2 separate regions of the Homo sapiens genome follow, and region 2 is linked to region 1. Evidence: chromatin loops called from intact Hi-C (ENCODE). Cell type or tissue: IMR-90. All regions are shown on one strand.

Evidence for each region. A loop is a pair of places that touch in the nucleus more often than their neighbours do. Peaks named below come from ENCODE experiments on the same cell type or tissue, not always from the same donor. Only the 100,000 strongest peaks of a DNase experiment are listed, where the experiment ranks them.
Region 2: it touches region 1 in a loop (5-fold over the local background); 1 of 110 quality-filtered maps calls a loop at or near these places.

What each region holds. Positions count from the first base shown.
Region 1 is chr1:247,314,447-247,316,946 of GRCh38, reverse strand. All of the region lies in intron 6 of ZNF496 (zinc finger protein 496), which reads left to right. Among named protein-coding and RNA genes, the nearest start is that of ZNF496, 16 kb to the left of the region's middle. In IMR-90, no CTCF peak of the experiment used is centred here; a DNase peak (open chromatin) is centred at 1,066.
Region 2 is chr1:246,906,498-246,908,997 of GRCh38, reverse strand. AHCTF1 (AT-hook containing transcription factor 1) reads left to right here. Exons shown (of 36, transcript NM_001323342.2): 5 at 1,240-1,447. Among named protein-coding and RNA genes, the nearest start is that of AHCTF1, 24 kb to the left of the region's middle. In IMR-90, a CTCF peak has its summit at 1,314; a DNase peak (open chromatin) is centred at 1,327.

The DNA.
Region 1 (2,500 bases):
TTTTCTCTGCCAATTTATTTGTGTGCCTCACAAATAAATCGATCACAAATAAAAGGATCCCGCTGTAGATCAATGTCCTGTTTTTATGCTCCTCCCCAGCATGTAAGCATTGGTCCATATGGTTCTAAAAGCTCCCTGGGGATCCTGCTAAGTGGCCGTGTCAGATTCTGGAGGTGACTGGAGCACTGTCTGTCCACCCACCTGGCCCTTGGACTTGGGTTTGCTTCTGTGATGCCTTGACTGTCTAGTCAGTTTTCTGTCACTTGTAACAGAATACCTGAAACTGTAATTTATAAAAAAAATAATTGACTTCTCATATTTATGGAGGCTGAGAAGATTCGGGTTGAGGGGCTCCATCTGGTGAGAGCGTTCGTGCTGGTGGGGGCTCTGTGGTGTCCCGAGGTGGGTGCAGGGCGTCACATGGCGAGGGGCTGAGTGTCCTGACGCGCTTGCTCCGGTCTCTCTTCCTCTGCTTACAAAGCCACCAGTTCCACTCCCATGACAACCTATTCATCACCTCGTAAAGGCCACACCTTTCAATACTGCCACATGGGGGATCAAGTTTCCAGCACCTGAAATTTGAGGGCCACATTCAAAGTATAGCAAGTAGATCCTCAAACACCTAACCAAGGCTCAAAGGAAAAAGCATCCAAATCTGTTGTTAATATATACTCTCAGTTTTTCCCTCGGGACCCCCACTGCGCGCGCTCACACACACACACACACACACGCGCACGCGCGCGCACACACACACACCCCTCCCAGGAAGTCGTGCACACACACACACACACACACACACACACACACACACCCCTCTCCCAGGAAGTCGTGTCAGAGTGATGAATTCTTTTGTATTTTTTGTCACTGGGGCAATTACCATTTTTTCCCCATTTAAGAAACCAACATCAAGTTGACTCCCACAGGTCCTTGTAATGAAATCCAGTGGCTTCCCGAGGCCTGTTTTGGATTCTGTGGAACAGCCTGGGAAGACAGGCTTTTCCACACTGACCTCTTCCGAGCAGCAGATCCACTTAGGGGCTCATTCAGATACAGCCTCTGAGGCTCCACCCCGACCTACTGAGTCAGAGTTTTTACTAAGATGCCTGTGATTCATATGTACAGGCAAGAGTCCTTGTTCCAAAACCCTGACTCAAATTTAGAATTTTTGAGGTATTCTCTTTCTTTTTATTTTAAACTTTTTCTTTGGAATTAATTTTAAAGTTAGGGAAGATGGCAAGAACAGTACAGAGACTTCCAAATACCCTTTCCTTCACTTTCCCCGTTCTCCCTCTCTCTTCCTTACCCACTCCCACCCCCTCATTCTATTTTTCCCCAAATCTTCAGTTAGATGCAGACGTTTGTGCCCCCTTATTCATGCCAAAGGAGCGTATTTCCTAAACACAAGGACAATCTCTTAACCACAATACAGTTATCACATTGAGGAAATTTCACATTAAAACAATAATGATCCAGCATCGTTGCTTCTTATTTAGTTGTCCCATCTCTTAACACTTCCTCCTTGGGTTCTCAATGTTTGTCATGCTGTGGCTAGTTTTGAAGAGTGGAATATCGTGATAGGTGATACAGCTTCCTTCCCTCAGGTGGGGTTAGACTCACAGTGGCACTCAGGCCACGCATTTTGCAGGAGAACCACACTGGGCTGTGCACTCCCCATGCAGCACATCTGGAGGCATTGAAGGTGGGGTGTCCTGCATGGGTCACGTCAGCTGTGATCACTGGGATACATATGTACAATTGACGCATAATTATTCCATAGGTGTTTTTTTTTTATATTAACATCTTTTACTTTTCACCAACATGATTCCTTTAAGTGCCCTCTGCCCTCTATATTTTTGCTTTTTTTAAAAAAAAAAAAAAAAAAAAAAGACTAGTCAAGGCTGGGCTTGGTGGCTCACACCCATAATCCTACCACTTTGGGAGGCCAAGGTGGTTGAATCACTTGAGCTCAGGAGCTCAAGACCGGCCTGGCAACATGGTGAAACTCCATCTCTACTAAAAATACCAAAAAAAAAGTAGCTGGTCATGGTAGTGAATGCCTAGAGTCCCAGCTACTTAGGGGGCTGAGGCCCAAAAATCATTTGAACCTGGGAAGCAGCGGTTGCCGTGAGCCAAGATTGCACCACTGAACTTCAGCCTGGGCGACAGAGCAAAAACCGATCTCAAAAAAAAGAGAAAGAAAGAAAATCACTCCTTCCCAGCCGTGTCCTGGGTGCCTGGCCCCAACACCCGGGGAAACCATCTGACAGTAACTGATAGTTTTCCAGAGAGGTAGGCAGATGCAAAGCATGTTTTAAAAATTATTCTGTTCCTTTTTTGCTTGTCACATAGATACTAGTAATATAAAAGTCCTTTGAGTTACTTTTCTTTTTTCCACAAAAATTTTATTTTGTGGTCCTTTCCAATTATATAAAGGACTGCTTTATTTTCCTGGTTTCCTAGTATTATATGGATATACCATCATTTTAAATTGAAATTTTAA
Region 2 (2,500 bases), 410 kb after region 1:
CTGTAAATAATGAGAGGGAATACTGTAATGCCAAAATTATAAAACCTTACTTTGAGCTAATTGTTTCATTCATTAAGATTCTTTTTTTTTTTTTTCTTTTGAGACGGAGTCTTGCTCTGTCACCCAGGCTGGGGTGCAGTGGCTCAATCTTGGCTCACGGCAAGCTCTGCCTCCCGGATTCACACCATTCTCCTCCTGCCTCAGCCTCCCCAGCAGCTGGGACTACAGGCGCACGCCGCCATGCCCGGCTAATTTTTTTTTTTTTTTTTTTTTTAGTAGAGACTGGGTTTCACCGTGTTAGCCAGGATGGTCTCAATCTCCTGACCTTGTGATCCGCCCACCTTGGCCTTCCAAAGTGCTGAGATTACAGGCGTGAGCCACCGTGCCCGGCCTAAGATTCTTGGATAAGTCCCTTATTTCATTAAGGGCTGCAAAATGATGATTTTTATGTTCTGTCAATGTAAAGAATAATTTTCTCATTAATTAGGGCTTTCTGGTCACTCTGAAACACAATGTCTACAGAACAGGCAGGATAAATGTTTAGTGTTTCTTAAGTACTAATTTTCAGAGTAAGCAGGTGATACCTAGTTACTCCAATTGTTCAATATAAGGTCTTTTGTAGGTGGGGAGGGTAGGCTTCCCCCTTGCCCCACCCCTCTTTTTTTTTTTTTTTTGTATCCCTGTGAATTTTTCAGGTTTGGCATATTTAATGTGTTTCATTAATTTTATTGTTTTTGATGCCCAAAATGTCCTGTCATTGGTAATGAGAGCCCCTTCATGTTGTCTGATACATTCCCTTTCATCTGTGATAGCTTCCTAGATTATTGGCATAAGATGTACCAGGCTCATTTTATGTATTTTCTTCCCCCTGACCCGGAATCAGCCATTGCTCCAAGGAAGGTATTTAGGTAGTAGTTCTAAATTTCAATAAAGAAATAAATCAGTTTTATTTATGGTTGTTAACCCTAAAAAAATTCTATCTTAGATAATATTTGAGATGTACTGAGAGAATTTTTAAATATTATATAATTGAATGTGTTTTTTAAATTGTGGCATTTAAATAGATAAGGATGGCAATTTTCTAGTTTAACATACTTTTTTGTTATCACTAATCTTTTAATTTCAATTAACTTCATTTAACTCAGTTGACTTCATTTGCAGCTTGAATAATGGATGACATATTTGCTTTTAATGCTGTTTCTAGTTTTTTAACTTCATTTGTCTAATTTGTGGTTTTAGATCTTGAAGTTCTAACTGGTATCCCAGCTGAAGTACCACACATTAGAGAAAGTGTAATGAGACAAGGGCGCCATCTGTGTTTCCAGTTAGTAAGTCCAACAGGAACAGCTGTTTCAACTCTTAGTTACATAAGCAGGACAAATCAGCTTGCTGTAGGTTTTTCTGATGGCTATCTAGCACTTTGGAACATGAAAAGCATGAAAAGAGAGTAAGTATAACTTTTTTCCCTTATTTGATTATAGGTAGTTTTTTTGCATATAGCTTGTACTCATTTACTAATATTTGAAAGTTAGCATAGTGAGAAAAGGGTGGGTAGATTAATGATTGAATGAATGATTGAGATGACTAATTTTTCATGGCATTAAATCAATGTGAATACCATAAAGGAGTGACTTAGCACATGAATTTAGCTTTATTTTTTTTCAGTGTTTATTTAAAAGGCATTACAGTCATGTGTTTAACATGCTAGTAAAGCATGACTTTGTAACTTTACAACGTTTTGGTCAACAACAGTCCTTATGTAAGAAAGGGGTCTCATAAAATTTTACTGTATTTTGATTGTACCTTTTTAATGTTTAAGATACCATTGTGTTATAGTTGCCTGCAGTATTCCATACAGTAACATGCTGTACAGGTTAGTAGACTAAGAGCAACAGGCTATACCATCTAGCCTAGGTATATAGTAGGCTATCTCATCTAGGTTTGTGTTACTAGACTGTATGATGTTTGCACAATGACTGAATCCCTGACGAGCATTTCTCAGAACAGATCCCCTTTTGTTAAGTGACACATGGCTGTGTTTGTATAATATGAGTTCTTTCAGAAGTACCTTCCTAATCATCATCTGTGTAAAGTAACAGCTTAATAAAGAATTCTCAGTTGAGAGGGAAAAAAAAGGATTTTTAAAAATCAAAGTTACAAAATACTTGTGTTTTAAATTTTTTCTGCTGTCAAAAAGTCCCCAAAATATAATTATATTGATACTTTGTAGCTAAGTTAATTTGTGTTAAGCGTTAAATAGATGCCTATTTGGCCCTTAAGTTGTCAATTTATTTGTTTCTCCATTTTTCCTGAGGCATACTGGTATATTTTATTGAGTAATTTATCTTATAGGAAGTGTATCTCAACTCTCTTTGCTGTTATCCTTTTATCAGCTCTTTTTTTTCTATTTTTTTGGGGGGTGGGGTCTCACTCTGTTGCCCAGGCTGGAGTGCAGTGGCACGATCTTGGCTCACTGCAACCTCCACTTCCCAAGTTCAAG